Linked DNA regions of Homo sapiens: region 2 is linked to region 1. A link is a loop called in an ENCODE intact Hi-C map of the cell type or tissue named here. Cell type or tissue: endothelial cell of umbilical vein. All regions are shown on one strand. Links, peaks and the distances in the headings refer to the core of each region. The heading gives the core; the rest is flanking DNA.

Region 1 (11,058 bases), core at 1,774-9,773:
TCTACTCTGGAATCAATATCTCCCTTTTCCCCATCCACCCCCACCCCTTCACCAATTTACATTGTACAAGTCAATGGTTTTTAGTATATTTACTAAATATCAATAGTCAATGAATTTTAAAACATTTTTATCACCCTAAAAAGAAACCCTGTACCTATTAGCAGTCACTCCCCATTTCATTCTATCCCCTACCTCACCCCAGCCCTAGGCGACCACAAACCTTTCTCTTTTTTTTTTTTTTGAGACGGAGTCTCCCTCTGTCACCCAGGCTAGAGTGCACTGGCACAATCTCAGCTCTCTGCAACCTCGCAGTTGAAGTGATTCTCCCACCTCGGCCTCCCGAGCAGCTGGGACTACAGGTGTGCACCACCATGCCCAGCTAATTTTTTGTATTTTTAGTAGAGATGGGGTTTCACCATGTTACTCAACCTTCCAGGCTCAAGCAATCCTCCCACCTCCCCCCGCCTCCCCCCCGCCAACCCGCCACCCGCCGCCAACACACACAATACCCAGTAGCTGAGACTAACTTCATTCCTCTTTATGGACAATATTCCATTGTATGGATGTACCACATTTTGTTTATCCTTTCATCAGTTGGTGGTTATTTGGATTGTTTCCATTTTTTGGGTATTGGAATAAAGCTGCTATGAACATTCCTGTACAAGCTTTTGTGTAGCCATATGTTTTTAATTGTCTTGGATTTATACCTAGGAATGGAATTGCTTGGTCATATGGTAACCCTGTTTAACTTTCTGAAAAATTGGCAAATTGTTTCCAAAGTGGTTTTGACTTGATTTTCCTAATGGCTAATAATGTTGAGCATCTTTTTATGTACTTATAGGCCACTTGTATATCTATTTTGGAAAAATGTCTACTCAAGATACTTGCTCATTTTTTTTTTTTTTTGAGATGAAGTCTCGCTCTGTAGCCCAGGCTGGAGTGCAGTGGCATGATCTTGGCTCATTGAAACCTCTGCCTCCCAGGTTTAAGTGATCCTCCCGCCTCAGCCTCCTGAGTGGCTGGGATTACGGATGCCTACCACCATGACTGGCTAATTTTTGTATTTTTAGTAGACACGGAGTTTTGCCATGTTGGCCAGGCTGGTCTCGAACTCCTGACCTCAAGTGATCTGGCCGCCTTGGCCTCCCAAAGTGCTGGGATTACAGGTGTGAACCACTACACCCAGCCTATTGCAGGTTTTTTACTTTTGTGTGTGTGTGTGTGTGTGTGTGAGACGGAGTCTTGCTCTGTCACCTAGGGTGGAGTGCAGTGACGTGATTTTGGCTCACTGCAACCTCTGTCTCCTGAATTCAAGTGATTCTCCTACCTCAGCCTCCCAAGTAGCTGGGATACCAGGCACCTGCCACCACGCCTGGCTAATTTTTTCTCTTTTTTTTTTTTAGATGAAGTATCACTCTGTTGCCCAACCTAGAGTGCAGTGGTGCAATCATAGCTCACTGCAGCCTTGAACTCCTGGCTCAAGCAATCCTCCCACTTCAGTCTACCAAGTAGCTGGGTCTACAGGTGCACACCACCATGCCCAGCTAACTTAAAAAATTTCTTTTTGGGCTGGGCACGGTGGCTCACACCTGTAATCCCAGCAATTTGGGAGGCCGAGGTGGGTGGGATCACCTGAGGTCAGGAGTTCAAGACCAGCCTGGCCAACATGGTGAAACTCTGTCTCTACTAAAAATACAAAATTAGCTGGACGTGGTGGCACATGCCTGTAATCCCAGCTACTTGGGAGGCTGAGGCAGGAGAATCGCTTGAATCCGGAAGGCAGAGGTTGTGGTGAGCCAACATCTCGCCATTGTACTCCAGCCTGGGCAACAAGAGCGAAACTCCATCTCAAAAAAAAAAATTCTTTTTGTAGAGATAGGGTCTTGTTATGTTGCCTAGGCTGATCTCGAACGACTGAGATCAAGTGATCCTCCTGCCTCAGCCTCCCAAAGTGCCGGGGTTACAGGTGTGAGCCACCACACCTGGCTTAACTTTCTTTTCTTTTTTTTTGTTTTAATTTTGGAGACGGGATCTTGCTCTGTTGCCCAGGCTGGAGTGCAATGGCACAATCTTGGCTCACGGCAGCCTTAACCTTCCAGGCTCAAATGATCTTCTCACCTCAGCCTTTCTAGTAGCTGGGACTACAGCTGCATGCCACCATGCCTGGCTAATTTTCTTTATATTTTGTAGAGACAGGGTCTCACTATGCTGCCCAGGCTGGTCTTAAACTCTGGCCTCAAGTGATCCTCCCGCCTCAGCCTCCCAAAGTGTTGGAATTACAAGCGTGAACCAATGCTCCTTGCTTAACCCTCTTGATAGTGTCTTTTGAAGCACAAAAGGTAGTTTCCTTTTTTTGTTTGTTTTTTTTTTTTTTGGAGATGGGGGTCTCACTATGTTACCCAGGCTAGACTCTGACTCCTGGGCCCAATCCATACTTCCACCTCAGCCTCCTGAAGAATTGGGACCACAGTCATGGACCACTGCACCAGCTGATTTTAATGAAGTCCATTTAACCTATTTTTTTCTTTGATTGCTTGTGCTTTGGGGCTCATATCTAAGAAACCATTGTTGGCTGGGTGCAGTGGCCCGTGCCTATAACTCCAGCACTTTGGGAGGCAAAATGCCTTGAACCCCAGAGTTCAAGACCAGCCTGGACAACATAATGAGACCCTGTATCTACAAAAAAAATTTAAAGAATTAGCTAGGCATGGTGCTGTGTGCCTGTGGTCCCAGCTACTTGGGAGGCTGAGATGGGAGGATCACTTGAGAATGGAAGGTCGAAGCTTCAGTGAGCCATGATCATGCCATTGCACTCCAGCCTGGGTGACAAAGCAATATACCATGTCCGAAAAAGAAAAAGAAAGAAAAACAAAAAGAAACCATTGTCTAAGGCCATGGAGATTTACACTCTAAGAGTTTTATACTTTTAGCACTTACATTTAGGTCTTTGATCTGTTTTGAATTAATATTTTTATTGTGGTAAAATACATATAACATGAAATAACTTATTTTTATTTTTTATAAATGTATTTGAACTAAAGATGGGATTTTGCTATGTTGCTTAAGCTGGTCTTTAACTTCTGGCCTCAAGCAATCCTCCCACCTTGGCCTCCTACAGTTCTGGGATTAGAGGTGTGAGCTACTGCACCCAGCCTGACTTAATATTTATAAATGATGTAAAGTAGGGATCCAACTTCATTCTTTTGCATGTGGATTTCCAGTGTCCCAGCATCATTTGTTGAAAAGATTATTCTATCCACCCCCGCCCACCTTTTTTTTTTTTTTGAGATAGAGTTGTGCTCTTGTTGCCTGGGCTGGAGTGCAATGGCACGATCTCGGCTCACTGCAACTTTCGCCTCCCAGGTTTGAGTAATTCTCCTGCCACAGCCCCCCAAGTAGCTGGGATTACAGGAATGCACCACCATGCCCAGCTAATTTTGTATTTTTAGTAGAGACAGGGTTTCACTATGTTGGCCAGGCTGGTCTCGAACTCCTGACCTCGAGTGATCCACCCACTTTGGCCTCCCAAAGTGCTGGGATTACAGGCGTGAGCCACCACCTCCGGCCATTCTTTCCCCATTGAATTGTCTTGATGCCCTTGTCAAAAATCAATTGACCATAAATGTTAGAGTTTATTTCTGACTGTCAGTTTTATTTCATTGATCTTTTATGTCATGATTATGCGAGTACTACACTGTCTTAATTACTGTAGTTTTACAGTAAGTTTTGAAGCTGGGAAATTCAAGGTTGTATTGTCCTCTTTATGTACTGTTGCATTCTATTTGCTAACTTTTTTTTTTCAGAATCATAAACAGCTCTTTTATTTCTATATTAAAATGATTTTTGTGGCATATTTAGCAATTTAAAAAAATTGTTATTTTAGGTTTGGGGGTACATGTGAAGGTTTGTTACATAGGTAAACACGTGTCATAGGGGTTTGTTGTACATATTATTACATCACCCAGGTATTAAGCCCAGTACCCACTAGTTAGCTTTTCTGCTCCTCCCCCTCCTCCCACTCTCCCTCCTCCAGTAGACCTGTGTCTGTTGTTTCCTCCTTTTTTTTCTTTCTTTCTTTTTTTTGAGACAACGTCTTGCTCTGTCACCCCTGGAGTGCAGTGGCATGATCTCAGCTCACTGCAAACTCCGCCTCCCAGGTGCAAGTGATTCTCCTGCCTCAGCCTCCTGAGTAGCTGGGATTATAAGTGCTCACCATCACGCCCGGCTAATTTTTGTATTTTTAGTAGAGATGGGGTTTCACCATGTTGGCCAGGCTGGTCTCAAACTCCTGACCTCAGGTGATCCGCCCGCCTCAGCCTCCCAAAGTGTTGGGATTACAGGCTGAGCCACCGTGCCTGGCCTGTTTCCTTCTTTTGTTTCCTTCTTTGTGTTCATAAGCTCTTACCATTTAGCCCTTATAACATTTTGTTCTAAATTATTGCATCTCTGGTTATGAATATTTGCCTATAATTTTTTTTTGAGACGTAGTTTCGCTCTTGTTGCTTGAACCGCCTCCCAGGTTCAAGCACTTCTCCTGCCTCAGCCTCCCAAGTAGCTGGGATTATAGGCATGAGCTACCATGCCTGACTTTTTTTTTTTTTTTTTGAGACAGAGTCTCGCTCTGTCACCCAGGCTGGAGTGCAGTGGCATGATCTCGGCTCACTGCTCGGCTCACTGCAACCTCTGCCTCCCGGGTTCGGGCAATTCTCCTGCCTCAGCCTCCCGAGTAGCTGGGATTACAGGCATGTGCCACCAAGCCTGGCTAATTTTTGCATTTTTAGTAGAGACAGGGTTTCACCATGTTAGCCAGGATGGTCTCGATCTCCTGACCTCATGATCCACCCACCTTGGCCTCCCAAAGTGCTGGGATTACAGGTGTGAGCCACCGCACCTGGCCCTAAGTTTGTATTTTTAGTAGAGACAGGGTTTCTTCATGTTGGTCAGGCTGGTCTCGAACTCCTGACCTCAGGTGATCCACCACCTCGGCCTCCGAAAGTGCTGGGATTACAGGCGTGAGCCATTGCACCCAGTGTCTATAGTTCTTTTTTTCCTTAAAGGTCTTTGTCCACTTTTTGTATCAGGTATTATTTTGATTTTATGGAAGAGAAAAGGAAACTCTAAAGAACGGAGGAATGCAGATAAGCAGCAGCAGCAACCCTAGGGCTGAGACAGTGCACTTAAGGAAGAGGCCCTTCTAGGGCTGAGAGCCAGTGCCCCATTGCTGGAGGGGATATGGCCTTGGCTTGGTGAATGGCAGAGAAGTTCCTCTTGTGCCACACCAGTGGAAGTTGCTGGAAATCCCTTCTCTAGGACTTGCTGATAATATGCCCTGTAATGCTGAAAGGCTGTTTATAGGAGGTACCCCACTTAGAGCCATTCTGCTGTGAAACTACCGGGTACTACGAAGTACCTGGAGAAATTGCTCATTGCTAGGTGGTGTAGGCTTCTGCATATTGCAGGATCTGGGCCTTGGAGAAGCTGCCCACCACCTCAGGAGCCTGGTGCTGGAGCAACATATATACTGAAGGAGCTATGCTAGAGAAGCTTGTTTGTGCCGCAAAAGCTGGCCACTTAGAAAGGCTGCACACAGCGCAGGAACCTGGCACTGGAGAAGCCACCCAGGCTGTGGAAACCTACTGAGTGAGTGAGCCTCCTGCAGTGTCTCTCCAGTGCCCTCTACTGTCAAAGCTAAACATTGTGCCAGCTGGCAAAGAAACAATATTTAAAGGGCCCATATTCATTTTCACAGAGCAGGCAATGAAGATTGAGTTTGCATCTGAGATTCAACAATTTGATAACTGGCATAATGTTCTACCTGAAAACTTTAAAACCTGTGCTTCACAACTCTTGGATCTAGGGAATTACAGAAATTAAAGAATTGCTACAAATCCAAATCTATGGGATATATGTAAAGCACATATCCCCAGAAAAACTCATATATCAAAAGAAAATTCATAGCCCTGTTAAAATTTTTAGACAAATTACATTAAAGCAGAATTTATTTAAGCAAAGAATAATTCATGAATCAGGCAATCCTCAAAACCAGAACAGGTTGAAAGATTTGTAGCCTGCAATGTGGGCAGGCAGCACTTATGAATACTTCAGGTGATTACAGCTCAGCATTTGCTTTATTTGAACATGGTCTAATCAGTTGCCCAACTGTGATTGACTGAGGCTTGGCTAGTGTGACCGGCTGAGACTCAGCTACTGTTACAAAAGTATACTCCTAAGTTAGGCTTGTAGTTCGCTGATGTACTAAGGTTACAATTTGTTCCATAAGGACTCAAGTACAGAGGCATCCTCAAGCCAAATTTAGTTTAACAATTCCTCCATTTTGGTCAGCCTCTCAATTTTTGAGAGATTGACCTAAACCTTGAGCATTGATGCCACTCTCTGTCACCATTGCAAATGGACCTATTTGGTTTTAGTATGAAATTCACAAGTCACAAAGTCACAGCAGTTGAATAATTCTTGATGTTCTTGATGATCTAATTGAAGTGAGACCACTGAACACTCAATGGATGGCTTCATACAGACATTTAAGATGACATTTAAGATGGGCATGGTGGCTCACACCTGTAATTCCAGCACTTTGAGAGGCTGAGGCGGGTGGATCACCTGAGGTCAGGAGTTTGAGACCAGCCTGACCAACGTGGTGAAACCCTGTCTCTACTAAAAATACAAAAATTAGCCAGGCATGGTGGCGCATGCCTGTAATCCCAGCTCCTCGGGAGGCTAAGGCAGGAGAATCCCTTGAACCCAGGAGGCGGAGGTTGCAGTGAGCTGAGATCGCGCCATTGCACTCCAGCCTGGGTAACAAGAGAAAAACTCTGTCTCAAAAAAAACACAAAAAACAAAAAACAAAAAAACAAGAGGATATAGTGTACTAGGGGGATTATTATGATGACTGTCAGGAGGAAAATACCAAAAGACTAAAGAGTACTCTTCAATAGGAGTCCCCATGAACCAAACAACCAAATCAAACAAGTCAAAGTTCATACAATATAGGCATCTGAGTTCATTTGGTCATAGTCTTTGTTGAGGCACAATGGCAATTGAGGACCATAGTTCACTGTAGAGTGGTCTGATTTAAAGAGGTATCCAGTTTTGTTGTTAGCCTGTTAACACAAGTCATAGTAACCTGAAGACCCACTAGAAGAACATAAAGATTGGAAAACCTTGGAAAAGCCAAGCTTGCCATCCACCATTTAGGATGTCTGCAAGCCAACTGTTGTTTGCTCCTATAAATACATCGTGTTTCCTTTTTCTTGAGACATTTCCTTAATGTATTTGGTGGCAATACCTAAAGAAACAGCAATATCAGCTGGGCAAGGTGGCTCACGCCTGTAATCCCAGCACTTTGGAAGGCCGAGGCAGGGGGATCACCTGAGGTCGGGAGTTCGAGATCAGCCTGGCCAACATGGTGAACCCCGTCTCTACTAAAAATACAAAAATTAGCCGGGCATGGTGGCACTTGCCTGTAATCCCCGGGAGGCTGAGGCAGGAGAATTGCTTGAACCTGGGAGGCGGAGGTCACAGTGAGTTGAGATAGAGCCACTGCACTCTAGCCTGGGCAACAGAGCAAGACTGTCTCAAAAAACAAAACAAAACAAAAAATCCAGCAACTTTATTTTTAGAGATGCGGTCCTGCTAGGTTGCCTATGCTAGACTTGAACTCCTGAGCTCAAAGCTATCCTTCTGCCTCAGCCTACTGAATAGTTGAGACTACAGGTGTGTGCCATCATGCCCACCTACCATCAACCACCTTTTAAATTAAGCTTTCTGTAGTAGCAAAATCAGGGGAAAGATAGGTACAAGATTCAGTTTTGTTTAGGACCATGCACAAGCCCTGAGCAAAAAGAAGAGCTAAAGCTGTTGATGTTCCTTAAGGGCTTGTTTTCTTGTTTTTTTTTTTTGTTTTTGTTGTTGTTGTTTTGACAGAATCTCGCTCTGTCACCCAGGCTGGAGTGCATTGGTGCAATCTTGGCTCACTGTAACCTCCGCCTCCTGGGTTCAAGCAATTCTTCTGCCTCAGCCTCCCGAGCAGCTGGGATTACAGGCACGCGCCACCACGCTTGGCTAATTTTTGTATTTTTAGTAGAGATGGGGTTTCACCGTATTGGCCAGGCTAGTCTTGAACTCCTGACCTCAAGTGATCCACCCACCTCGGCTTCCCAAAGTGCTAGGATTACAGGCATGAGCCATCGCACCCGGCCCCATTAAGTGCTTTTATTGAAAATGTATGTTGTCATCCACATTTCAGAGGGCGACTTCTACTTATCTGAACCCCTGGGAAGTCTGATTGGCCAAAAAGTCCAAGATTTTTCCCCAAGTTATGAATTAGCTTCAATTCGATACTAACAATACTCCACAATTATCAAGAGTGAGCCCCCAAGAACCCCATTGGAACTGTTCCTCAATGGAAACTAACTTGTCTTCATATACCCAACAATTGCTCTGTTTTTTTGCTGGAGCATGAACCTTAGCTAAAGCCATCCACAAATTATGGTCCCATGGATTTTCCTGGAGAGAAAAGGAAAGGATTAGGGCAGCAGGAAAGAGGGGGTCAGGGGAGGATAAGGCTTTCATGATGCAAAGAAGTCTTGACCCATGATCTTGGGAAAGAGTCCACATCTAGAATGCCTTCTGCTTCTGGAGGGAAAAGTTCCCTCACCAGCTTTACCTGAAAGTCTCCCACAGGTATACAGCTTCAGGAGTCTCGAATCCCACAGGTATACGGCTTCAGGAGTCTCGAATCCCACGGGCGTACGGCTTCAGGAGTCTCGAATCCCACGGGCGTACGGCTTCAGGAGTCTCGAATCCCACGGGCGTACGGCTTCAGGAGTCTCGAATCCCACGGGCGTACGGCTTCAGGAGTCTCGAATCCCACGGGCGTACGGCTTCAGGAGTCTCGAATCCCACGGGCGTACGGCTTCAGGAGTCTCGAATCCCACGGGCGTACGGCTTCAGGAGTCTCGAATCCCACGGGCGTACGGCTTCAGGAGTCTCGAATCCCACGGGCGTACGGCTTCAGGAGTCTCGAATCCCACGGGCGTACGGCTTCAGGAGTCTCGAATCCCACGGGCGTACGGCTTCAGGAGTCTCGAATCCCACGGGTGTACGGCTTCAGGAGTCTTGAGGGGCTCCTTTGAGTTGAGAGTTGTGGATCCAAGTCTCAGAGCACTGAAGTTTTGTGGCAGAGAAGAACTTGTTATGGTCCCTTCCAATAGAGTTCAAGGACAGTCTTTCTCTGGTGTCATTTCCAAAGGACTCAATCGCTGAGTTTTGGACTCTGAGAAATCTAGTTGTCATCTGCTGGTGGGTCATGAAGGCCCCCCCTTTTTTTCTTTTTCTTTTTCTTTTTCTTTTTTTTTTTGAGACAGAGTCTCACTTGATCACCCAGGCTAGAGTGCAGTGGCGTGATCTTGACTCACTGCAACTTCTGCCACCCAGGTTCAAGCAATTCTCCTGCCTCAGCCTCCCAAGTAGCTGGGATTACAGGCGCCTGCCACCACACCTGGCTAATTTTTGTATTTTTAGTAGAGACGGGATTTCATCATCTTGGCCAGGCTGGTCTTGAACTCCTGACCTCGTGATCCGCCTGCCTCAGCCTCCCAAAGTGCTGGGATTATAGGTGTGAGCCACCGCGCCCGGCCTGCCTTTTTTTTTTTTTTTGTTAACCTAGTGAAAGTATGCTTTGGCATAATGCATTAAAGCCTTGCACTACTGAATCATAGCAGAGTTTATAAGAGTAGAAGATACATGAGGTTCTATTCTTAGGGGCATAGGCCTTCCAGTGACTGTTTCTTTTCTTTCTTTCTTTTTTTTTTGAGATGGAGTCTCGCTCTGTCGCCAGGACTGGAGTGCAGTGACACGATCCCGGCTCACTGCAACCTCCACCTCCCAGGTTCAAGCAATTCTCCTTCCTCAGCCTCCCGAGTAGCTGGGACTACAGGCGCGTGCCATGACACCCAGCTAATTTTTTATTTTTAATAGAGATGGGGTTGAAACCCCCATGTTGGCCAGGCTGGTCTCAAACTCCTGACCTCAGGTGTTCTGCCCTCCTCGGCCTCCCAAAGTGCTGGGATTACAGGCATGAGCCACCATGCCCGGCCCAGTGACTGTTTCATAAGGGGTCAAGTTACATTTTCCACTGAGAGGGGAATCTGATTGCCATCAAGGCCAATGGTAATACTGTTAGCCAAGGCAATCCAGTCAATTCACTTAACTTTGCCAGTTTCAGTTCCAAGATGCCATTTGTCCTTTCAACCTTTCCAGAAGACTAAAGGTGATAGCAACAATGGTAATGCCATTGTGTTTGTAACACTTTATTTTATTGCTTTATAACTTTCCGAGTAAAATTGGTATCTCTGTCAGTGGAGCTTTCTTTTCTCCAAGAATGCCCCATAAAGGAAACACATTTTTGAATAAACTTTTAGCTACTGTAATAGTATTGGCCTTCCTCCATGGAAAGCTTCTATTCAGCCAAAGAACATAGACTATTACAAGAACATACTTATATCCCATTGAAGGTGGCAATTGAATAAAATCCCTCTGAAAATGTTCAAATGGCCCATCAAGTAGCAGAAATGAAGCAAAACCTGAAGTTTTGTCTTTACAGAATTGTGGGTTTAACAAACCAAACATTGGTTACCACATCAATATTTTTTCTGTAATTTATATCATTTTTTTCTACTCCATGGTGAGCTATGGCAGGCATAACTTTTAATGATGGAAACTTTTGGCCGGGCGCAGTGGCTCACACCTATAATCGCTCCTTTGGGAGGCCTAGGCAGGCGGATCACCTGAGGTCAGGAGTTCGAGACCAGCCTGACCAACGTGGTGAAACCCCGTTTCTACTAAAAATACAAAAATTACAGGTGGCAGGCACCGTAATCCCAGCTACTTGGGAGGCTGAGGCAGGAGAATCTCTTGAACCCAGGAGGCAGAGGTTGCAGCAAGCTGAGATTGCACCCTTGCACTCCAGCCTGGGCAACAAGAGTGAAACTCCGTCTCAAAAAAAAAAAAACAAAAACAGGAAACTTTTTGAGATAGGGT
Region 2 (11,058 bases), core at 204-8,203, 230 kb before region 1:
GAGTGCGGAAGGGAAGGGTGCAGGAGAATTGGCAACATAGCACCAAGCTCTACCTCTGTCCACACACAGAGGTGAATTCACCATGAGGCTGATGAAGCTTCCAGGGCACGCATGGTGACTCGCACACCCCCTCCCAAGACCTTATGGCGGGTGGGTCGGAGTGCATCTTTCTTTTTTGTTTTTTTAAGATGGAGTCTCGCTCTGTTGCCCAGGCTGGAGTGCAGTGGTTCAATCTTGGCTCACCGCAACCTCTGCCTCCCGGGCTCAAGCGATCCTCCCACCTCGGCCTTCCAAATAGCCACCACACCTGGCTAATATTTTTAAAAAATTATTTTTTTGTAGAGATGGGGTTTTGCTGTGTTGCCCAGGCTGGTCTCAAACTCCTGGGCTCAAGTGACCCGCCCGCCTCGGCCTCTCAAAGTGTTGGGATTACAGACGTGAGCCAGCCTGCATCTTGTTTCATATTCTCCAAAACTGTATAAGGCCCAGGTCCCGCCAAACCTGGCCCTGCCTACACCCCAGCACACTTGCAGACCCCGCAGGCCCGGCCCCCACCTGCTTGATCTTCTCACGCTGCTCAGCTGCGCTGCCCCCGCCGTTGATGTGGAGGCTCTTCTTGTACATGGCCATGCGCGTCTTGCCCTCACTCCTCTGGATCTTGGGCAGCCGCGCCTTTTCCTGTTGCTGCCGCACCTTCAGCTGCTCTATCATGCGCTGGTTGTAGCGCTGCATCTGCTCCCGCTCCTGGAGAGGAATATCCAGAGGGGCTGAGGGCAGCTGCACTCTGGACTCAGAGCGTGGTCACAGGCTAAAGGTCCCCACACTCCACTCAGGGGCCCAGGACCAACGCAGCCCACAATGTTCAGCAGATCAAGGCTGGTGTTATTTTGCTTCTACACTAATAACATTATTTGTTCTCACTTTAAAAATTCTTGTTAATAATATCTTGGATTCTTACCTTCTAAATGCCTTTTCATCTAATCAATGATGGCATGCCATCATTAGCTAATATCTCAAAGCAAAATGTACACGAAAGGGGATGGTTTACCATTAGTGATGGCAGATATGAACTTATATTTTAAAAAATCCTGATAGATTTGAATTTTTTCCTTCCCCTAACACCTATTTGTATTTCAAAGCTCAGCATGGGCATCACCTCCTCCAAGAAGCCTTCCCCGATTTCTTCACTTGGTTGGGTAGCCTTATTCTGAACTCCCATGGCCCTATACTGACTTCCATCACTGCATTTAGATAAGAAACTGGAATTATACACAGCTGCTGTGCATCCAGACCTTGGTCTGTCTGTCACTGTCCCACTATGGAGGCTGAACTGAGACAGACAATTCCCGCAGGAGAGGGTGCTTTGGCCACACAGAGTAGGGGCCCTCACCAGCTCTGGGGAGTTCAGGGAAGGCTTCCCAGCAGAGGTGGTGTTTAAGTGGAGACCTAAAAGTATTGAGGGAATGCACAAGAAAGAGAGAAATAAAGACAAAATGGAAAGGGAGGACAAAAAGAGGGAAAAGAGAAAAAAGAGCAAAAGAAAGACACACACCGGGCAGGCACAGTGGCTCACGCCTGTAATCCTGGCACTTTGGGAGGCCAAGGCGGGCAGATCACTTGAGGTCAGGGGTTTGAGACCAGCCTGGCCAACAGGGTGAAAGCCCAACTCTGCTAAAAAAAAAAATACAAAAATTAGCCAGGCATGGTGGCAAGCACCTGTAATCCCAGCTACTCGGGAGGCTGAGGCAGGAGAATCACTTGAACCCAGGAGGTGGAGGTTGCAGTGAGCCTAGATGGCGCCACTGCACTCCAGCCTGAGTGAGAGAGCGACTCCATCTCGAAAGAAAGAAAGAAAGAAAAGAAAGAAGAGAAAGAAAGAAAGAAAGAAGGAAGGAAGGAAAGAAAAGAAAGAAAGAAAGAAGGAAAGAAAGAAAGAAAGAAAGAAAGAAAGAAAGAAAGAAAGAGAAAGAAGGAAAGAAAGAAAGAAAGAAAGAAAGAAAGAAAGAAAGAAAGAAAGAAAAGAAGAAAGGGAAAAAAAAGAAAAGAAAGAGACATACACAGCAAGTAACAGTCAGTGAGGGAGCCACTTGGGCCATTGGCTTCCCTGCATCGTTTCCCCTATTCCTAGCCCCTTGAGCTGAAGCAGGACGCCCCTGGAGAACCTCCTGGGGCCTCACTGCAGCCAGCCCTGGCTCCTCTTGGGGGCACTTGTCATCCAAAGTGTGCACCCAAGAGGTGCCCCATCACATACAGCCTCATGGCTCTCCCAGGTCGGCCCGGCAGCAGATCCGAGCCCCGTGCCACCGGCAGCCTCACCTTCTCATGCTTGCGCAGCAGCTCGTGCCGCTGGAGGAAGTACTGGTCTTTGAGCTGCTGCTTCACCAGCTGGTGCCTCTCCTGCAGCTGGTGCTCTTCCATCTCCCACAGGGCTGCTTCCCGGTCTGCAGAGGACATGCCACCGAGCTGGTGAGGTGCTGACAACCAGAGACTCGACAGGCCCCCTGCCCCCCACCTCTGCCTGGCCTCCTCATGCTGGAGATGATAACCAACCTGCTGGGCTCAGGAATTGCCACATGTTCTACCTCATTAGACCATGTTGGCTGATCTGAGCTGAGGCCTAGAAACTTCCTTTAAGCCTAAGGAATGAGAGCTCCCAGGAGCATGGTATAGCAGGAAGTATTCAAAGTCAGGAGCCACAGAAACTGCAGCTATAGGCTGGAACCCAGCTCCATCGGTGGGATTAGGAATGGAGAGGTTCTCTAGGCATCAGCTGCCATGTCTGCCAGATGGACACAGCTATACCATGGAGGGAGGGGACGTCCTTGGGAGAAACTTTGAAGTGCAAAGTTTCCACACTGCATCTCTACCTTCCTGATGGGCACCTGGGAAGAGCTCAGATGGAGACCCCATGAAGAAGACAGAATGGCCTCTTGTCACTATTTCCTCCTTTGAAAAATGGGTGAGATCCTCCTTGTCTCCTGCACGTCCCAGGCATGCGTTATGAAGACAATGAAGATACTGGCATCTTAACACTGGAGGTCTATTAATCCACCCCTGTGCACAGCACCCGGGTGGGGACCTGGGGTCAAAGGGAGAATCTCACGCCCTTCGAGACAGGAGATTATGCTTGGCTCAGTGCGAATGTTGTTTATTTCACTGCATTCCTGTTCCGTGCAAAATGGTATCTGCTTTTGGTATATCAGAATAGTGATTCTGGCTTCCACCCCAAAATCAGAACCACAGTTCTGTAAATAGGACGGTTCTTACCAACATCATGGGATAGGAAAAGGAAGTGAGGGCTTTTCTCAAAACAACTGTGCTCTATTCAGAATATTGAAAACTCAAGAACCCTGTTTTGCTGATCCACATCAAATAATAAGAGGTTTATCTTGCTTAACTGCACTGGTCATCAAAGGCCTGGATGAGGCCTGTTTTATAAATGAGCCAAAAATTGCCCTGGGATATTGGCCTCGTGTTGTTTACTTCCTCACAGCAGGCTTGGACCGTCAAAAGTCCACAGGCACCAAACTCAAATTTGTACCCATCCTCTTGTTATTTTTAAAACATAATATGTACGGCCAGGCACAGTGGCTCACACCGTAGTCCCAGCATTTTGGGAGGCTGAGGTGGGCAGATCGCTTGAGCCTAGAAACCTGAGACCAGCCTGGGCAAAATGGCGAAACCCAGTCTCTACTAAAAATATAAAAATCAGCTGGGTGTGGTGGTGTGCACCTGTAATCACAGCTGCTCAGGGGCCTAAGGCATGAGAATTGCTTGAACAGGGGAGGCAGAGGCTGCAGTGAGCCAATATCGTGCCACTGCACTCCAGCCTGAGTGACAGAGTAAGACTTGGTCTCAAAAAACAAAAACAAAAAAAATGTATATAGTTACATAAAAAAGCTCAAACAGGGCCAGGCGCGGTGGCTCATGCCTGTAATCCTAGCACTTTGGGAGGCCGACGCAGGCAGATCACAAGGTCAGGAGATTGAGACCATCCTGGCTAACACGGTGAGACCCCGTCTCTACTAAAAATACAAAAAAAAAAAAATTAGCTGGGCATGGTGGCGGGCGCCTGTAGTCCCAGCTACTCAGGAGGCTGAGGCAGGAGAATGGCGCAGTGGCTCACACCTGTAATCCCAGCACTTTGGGAGGCCAAGGCAGGTGGATTGCTTAAGGTCAGGAGTTCAAGACCGGCCTGGCCAACATGGTGAAATCCCATCTCTCCTAAAAATATAAAAAATTAGCTGGACATGGTGGCGCAAAGCTGTAATCATCCCAGCTATGAAGGAGGCTAAGGCAGAAGAACTGCTTGAACCTGGGAGGTGGAGGTTGCAGTGAGCTAAGATTGTGCCACTGCACTCCAGCCTGGATGACACAGTGAGACAGCGAGACTCTCCATCTCAAAAAAAAAAAAAAAAAAAAAAGCTCAAACCAAGCAGATATTTAGCCATTTGGAGCCTGCCTACTTTGCATACCCCATGAAACTGCACCTAACATCTGCCAGCCATAGAGATGGAAGACCCAAGGGCTCCATAAAGACCCCAAGCCACCGTTGCCCTTTGCAGTTCTCTGACCCAGAGACGCCCCGTCTGAGCTCCCCACGCTGGACGACATCATCTAGACATGTGAGCCCCCTCTCAGTCCCCTTCTTGCCCAAGAGTTCCTTTGCCCTCTTCCCCTGCTGGATGGTGGCCCGCACCATCATCTCCAGAAAGCCTCATTCTGTAAGGGACCCCCTCAGCGTGTCAACTTGTCAAAATGCCCCCCAAGCAAAGCTGCTGGTATGCTACTGCCATCTTGTGGTCATTTATTTTTCCTCAATCAGCCCAGAAATCCCTTGAACTCCCAACAGCACCAGGGTAGGCCCGGCTTCCTGATATTGTCATCCAAGGCCCAGCTCTATCACCCATTAACTGTGCAACCTCAGTGCTATGATCTAAACGTTTGTGTCCCCTCCCCAAATGTGTATGTTGGAATCTTAACCCCTGAGGTGAGGGTATTAGGAGATGGGGCTTTTTGGGAGGTGATTAGGTCATGAGGGTGGAGCCCTCGTGAATGGAATTAGTGCCTTTTTATTAATAAAAGAGACCCCAGGCTGGGCACGTTGGCTTATGCCTCTAATCCCAGCACTTTGGGAGGCTGAGACAGGCAGACCACTTGAGCCCAAGACTTTGAGACCAGCCTGGACAACACAGAAGACCCCATTTACACAAAAAACACAAAAATTAGCCAAGCGTGGTAGCACGTGCCTGTAGTCCCAGCTACTTGGGAGGCTGAAGTCAGAGGACTGCTTGAGCCTCAGAGGCAGAGGTCACAATGAGCCATGACTGTGCCACTGCACTCCAGCCTTGGCTACAGAGCTAGACCCTGTCTCAATAAATAAATAAATAAACAAAAATCCCCAAAACCCAAAAAACCACAAAACCCCAAAAACCCAGAGACCCCAGAGCTAGTCTCCCTTCCACTATGTGAGGATACAGTGAGAAGGTGCCATCTATGAAGCAGAGAGTAAGTCCTCTCCAGACCACAAATGTGCTGGCACCCTGACTGTGGATTTCCCAGCCTCCAGAAGTGTGGGAAATGAATGTCTGTTGTTGATAAGCCACCCAGTCAGTGGTATTTTGTTACAGCAGCCTGAATGAACTAAGATACTTGGCCAAAGAATAGTAACTCTCCAAGCCTCAGTTTCCTCATCTACAGAAATGGGGATAACCTAGGCCCTGCCTCACAGTGTTAGGTGAGGATTTGATGAGATAAAGGTAGAAAAATGGACTGGCACATGGCCTGGCAGAGTGGTTGCTCAGTCCACGCCAAGCTCTCTCCACCTCCCGTAAATCCAGCTCACTTATTAACATACTCTGCCTGTTTCTTTCTTTTCTTCTCTTGACTTCTGGAATAATCTCAAATAGTCTTGGTGACAACTGGTGTCCTTACCTCGTTCCTTACTTCAAGTGGGGCTTTTCCCCAGGTTTCCCCATGAAGAATGATGTTTAGTTTTGGGGATGGAGAAGGCCTGGGAGGTTCTTGTTGCCCACCCCACTTCCCAGGGCTGGGATGTCCACAGCGACTCTGGGCCAAGACAGCGCTGCCACTTGCACACCCCCACCTCGAAGGAGCTCCTGCTTCTTCATGAGGCACTCGCGCTCCTTGTCACAGATCTCCCGCCTGTTGTCGGTGGTGAGCCTCTTCATGGCCAGCTCCAGGTCCTCCTTCTGCTTGGCTACAAAGTCCCGGTCCTGTGGGGAGAGAGGAGGACAGGCCTTTATCCAGAGCCGGCTTGGGCACCTCCATGTCTCTTCCTATTATGGGAGAAAAGCCCGCGTGATCAGAGAAGAAAATGCAGGAACAGAAAAGAAATTGGTGGAGGAGAAATTTAAGGGAGACTTAGAGACGCATCAACCAATTTCAACATGTGGGCTTCATCTGGATCCTGGATCAAAGAACAGTCTCGGTCTGTCACCAGAGCTGGAGTGCAGTGGCATGATCTCGGCTCACTGCAACCTCTGCCTCCCGCGTTCAAGTGATTCTCCTGCCTCAGCCTCCTGAGTAGCTGGGATTATAGGTGAGCACCACCACTCCTGACTAATTTTTGTATTTTTAGTAGAGACGGGGTTTCACCATGTTGGTCAGGCTGGTCTCAAACTCCTGACCTTGTGATCTGCCTGCCTCGTCCTCCCAAAGTGCTGGGATTACAGGAGTGATTGGAAACTGGAATACTGACAACATGACGTTGTTCAGCAATTATTGTTGAATTTGCTAGGTGTGTTTATGGTATGGTAGTTATTTCTGTGATGTTTGACAGGTAAAATAATATGATGTCTGGGATTTGATTAAAAAGAATACCTTGGGGTCAGGGAGTGAATGAGTGGACATGAGGTGATATTACTGAGATTAGGTGACAGGTATATGGTAGTTCATTATACCTATTCCCATGTTACTTTTCTTTTTTCTTTTTTTTTTTTTGAGAGAGAGTCTCGCTCTGTCACCCAGGCTGGAGTGCAATGGCGTGATCTCAGCTCGCTGCAACCTCAGCCTCCCAGGTTCAAGTGATTCTCCCATCTCAGCTTCCTGAGTAGCTGGGACTACAGGTGCACACCACCACACCTGGCTAACTTTTGTATTTTTAGTAGAGACGGGGTTTCACCATGTTGGCCAGGCTGGTCTTCAACTCCTGGCCTCAAGTGATCCACCCGCCTCGGCCTCCCTATTCCTGTGTTTTTAATTTTCCATAATAAAGGGTAAAAAAAATTAAAATAAAAAAATTTAGAAACCACGGAATTAGTAAAACTCTCCACTCATCTTATCCCCCAGAGTTGGCAGCTGCGGTAGGTATGTCTATACAAGTGTATCTATAGCTATTGTTATTGCTGTGTTACAAAAATTATTAAAAAGGGCTCAAAGAGATATGTGTGCACCCAAGTTCACAGCAGCATTATTCACAACAGTCAAGGGATGAAAACAGCCCACGTGTCCGTCGATAGATAAATGGATAAATCATGTGTTATATCCACACAATGGAATATTATTCAGCCTTAAAAAGGAAGGAAATTCTGACACATGCAACAACATGGATGAACCTTGAGGACATTACGCTAAGTGAAATAAGCCAGTCACAAAAGGACAAATATTCTATGATTCCACTTACATGAGGTACCTAGAGTAGTCAAATTCATAGGGAAAGCAGAATAAAGTTACCAAGGGTTGGAGGAGAAGAAATGGAGAATTACGGTTTGATGGGTGCAGAGTTTCAGTTTTACAAGACAAGAGAGTTCTGGAGATAGATGGCGGAGATGGCCGCACAATGTGAATAGGCTTAACGCCACTACACTGTACACTTAATAATGGTAAAGATGGTAAACTTTATGTTATGACTATTTTACCACAATTTTAAAAAATTATTTTAAGAAATCTTTCCATGTTATAATGTGATCTTCTGGCCAGGTGCAGTGGCTCATGCCTGTAATCCCAGCACGTTGGGAGACTGAGGCAGGCGGATCACCTGAGGTCAGGAGTTCGAGACCAGCCTGGCCAACATGGTGAAACCCTAACTCTATTAAAAATACAAAAATTAGCTAGGCGTGATGGCAGGCACCTGTAGTCCCAGCTACTTGGGAGGCTGAGGCAGGAGAATTGCTTGAACCCAGGAGGCAGAGGTTGCAGTGAGCTGAGATCGTGCCACCGCACTCCAGCCTGGGCAACAGAGTGAGACTCCATCTCAAAAAAGAAAAAAAAAAAACTGGGATGAAACTCCCAGTTTTGAAACTCCGTCTCAGATAAATAAATAATGTGATCTTCTATCACATGTGTTTGAATGGCTGAAAATATTTCATGCTATGGATGTTATTTATCCAATAAACAACAGGGTGTCTCTAGGTTTTATCTATTTTAAATAGCGCTACTTCATATTCTGGTAGCTAAGTATTTGTGAACCTCTGTGATAACTCCTTCAGGATTTTCAGATTCCCTCAGGATTTCTAGAAGCAGAAAATCCAAGCCAAAGGATGTGTACATCTTCAAAGCTCTCCATGCAACTGCCTCCTCCAGGCCAATCTGCTGTCCCTCTGCGTGGATGAGGGCCTGTGTGCCCCGCCCTCACCAGTCCTGCGTTCTCTTCCTAATCGTGCTGTAATGGGACAGACAGGTCATAGGGTGTCCCGGAGAGAACACAAGCTTGAGGCCTCGACCCCCTCCCTGAATGTGAACTCAGCAATGTTACCTCTCTCAGCCTTTGTTTCCTCTTCTGCGAATGGGAAAATGAACAGCTCCTACCATAGTAAGCTATGAATGCTGAAGCAGGTAATATACAAAGCATTTCTAAATATGGACTCAAAAATTCTTTGCTTTGGGGGCTGAGGAAGCAGAACACACAAAGACCCCCTCGTGGGGGAAAATAGGAGCATTCCGGCAAAGGATGAAAAGAAGGCTGGGGAGGCCGGCCAGGGCACAGCAAAGAGGCGGCGCTTATCTTAGGGACAATGTGGGAGCCACTGAAGGGTTTTAAGGCACAGGGCTGTGGGGGGAAGGGTGCTATTATCAGACTTGGAATTCACATTGATCACACGCAGGCAGGAGAGAAGAAACTGCAGGGGAAAAACAGCTACAGGAAGCCTCGCTGGGAGGCCACTGGACAGTGGCTGGGGGATCATGGAGATGGTGACGAGTTCATAGATCCAGAGACAGGAGATAAGAAATATACATACCATGCTTCTGGAGGTGACGAAGGACTGGAGGGAAAGGAGGCGTCAGGAATGATGGGCCAGAAAGGAAGGAAAATGGCACCCCCTCAGAGCATAACAGGACCAGGTCTGGGACATCACAAGTTTGATGTCCTTCAGACTTAAAAGATGCCAAGTGGGCAGGGGAATATACTGGGTTGGTCAAGGAGATGTGACTTACAAATAAATAACCCTAAAACAAGGTAGGAGGTGCTAAGGGTTTGGGAGGTGGTCAATGTAAAGTGTTGGGGTATCCAGAGATGGAAGAGCTTACTTCCAGATGGAGGCAGGGCAATCGAGGAAGGCTGCATGGAGGAGGGGATAATGGGGCCATGAAGGATGAGGCCAGATTTAGGTATTCAGAACGGGGTATTTGAGGGGCAGGGATTGGGCAAAGGCAGAGAGGGGGCCTGGTCACCATTCCAGGTCTCGCACCAGCCCCTGCGCTCCCCAGCTGAGGCCAGGGACTCACAAGAAGCTGCTTTTTCTGCGTGTGCTCCTCCATCTTCTGCTTCATGCTTTCCTTCCGCTGCTGTCGGGGGAGCTTCTCCACCTCGTTCTTCACCTGCAGCAGAGACAGCAGAGAGTAGCTGGGTCAGGGTCCTCTCCATGCTTCCTACAGTATAATCTTCAACGCAGAACCCCCGGGCCAGAGAAACCAAAGAAGAGGCTCAGCTTTGCAGCGGCCAGCACCCTACGCGGCTCCCCACCAAGCCCCTCTGAGCAGGTGCTCCACACTGGCCTACTCCTGCCTGCCGCTGGTTTCAGCTTCCAACTCCCCCAGAGTGGGCAGGTGCTGTTTTCAGCAGCTTGGTATCCACCCCCCTCTTCTGGTAACAGCACCTCAGTTTCCTGCAGGGAAGTGTTTCTCAACCTTTTTAAAAAATTACAGTCCCTACAGAAGTTCTTTTAGACATTTTTCCCTAATCCCTCTCCCCCCATGAAATACTAGTCCAACAGACAATATCGTCAATCTGACAAACCATTGTCATATTTCAGTTATTTTGCTTCCTTTAGGGTAACACTAGCCGGGCTGAAAATGCACTTTTTTTTTTTTTTTTTTTTGAGATGGAATCAAGCAATTCTCCTGCCTAAGCCTTCCAAGTAGCTGGCATTACAAGTGTGCACCACCACACCTGGCTAATTTTTGTATTTTTAGTAGAGATGGGGTTTCACCATGTTGGCCAGGCTGGTCTCAAACTCCTGACCTCAAGTGATCTGCCTGCCTGGGCCTCCCAAAGTGCAGGGATTACAGGCATGTGCCACCGCGCCTGGCCGAGAATGCATACTTTAGTATCCCCCTTGTCAGCCCCTGAGGTCCAGGTGAACTGACATCCCTACCCCCGCTGGCCCTGGGCTGAGCATCTGATCCAGGCTGGCCAAGCAGCATATTCCATGCCCTTAGCCTCAGGAACTGATTCAGAGATAAGCACGTGACCCTCACTGGTCCAGTGTGAGCTTTGGGACGTTTGCTGGAACTACTGAAGAAAAGCTACCTGCTGTCCTCTGGGGTTGTTAAACTGGAGGGATGAAGGCCAAGGTGAGTCACCTTGTCAGCCCCTGGAGGGGACTGCCTGAGATGAACTCAGCACAGGGAAGCAATGTCCAGAGATGAGAAGAAGAATCCCTGGCAACACTCCTGCCCTCCTGGTCAGACGCCAGCAAGTGTTCTTTCCTTCTTAAGCCAGCTGGGATTGGGTTTCTGTCTTTTATAACAGGAGGGAGAAGAGATCCATGACACTTCTCTCTAAGGACCTTAGAGTTCCTCAGACAGTTCCTTCCCAAGAAACCCACACCTTCACAGGTGCCTAATAACCCAAAACCTGCATTGACAGAGGGCTCT

Evidence for each region. A loop is a pair of places that touch in the nucleus more often than their neighbours do. Peaks named below come from ENCODE experiments on the same cell type or tissue, not always from the same donor. Only the 100,000 strongest peaks of a DNase experiment are listed, where the experiment ranks them.
Region 2: it touches region 1 in a loop (5-fold over the local background); 10 of 110 quality-filtered maps call a loop at or near these places.

What each region holds. Positions count from the first base shown.
Region 1 is chr5:172,288,002-172,299,059 of GRCh38, forward strand. It overlaps LOC100288254 (a long non-coding RNA gene), which reads left to right. Exons shown (of 2, transcript NR_130933.1): 2 at 8,733-10,375. Among named protein-coding and RNA genes, the nearest start is that of UBTD2, 9.8 kb to the left of the region's middle. In endothelial cell of umbilical vein, for the core only: a CTCF peak has its summit at 5,672 (motif pointing left); a DNase peak (open chromatin) is centred at 5,620; H3K27me3 peaks cover 708 bases.
Region 2 is chr5:172,055,033-172,066,090 of GRCh38, forward strand. It overlaps STK10 (serine/threonine kinase 10), which reads right to left. Exons shown (of 19, transcript NM_005990.4): 13 at 9,688-9,780; 14 at 6,107-6,236; 15 at 2,317-2,441; 16 at 556-744. Among named protein-coding and RNA genes, the nearest start is that of FBXW11, 54 kb to the left of the region's middle. RefSeq lists enhancers at 1-123, 145-646, 647-1,146. In endothelial cell of umbilical vein, for the core only: a CTCF peak has its summit at 4,798 (motif pointing left); no DNase peak of the experiment used is centred there.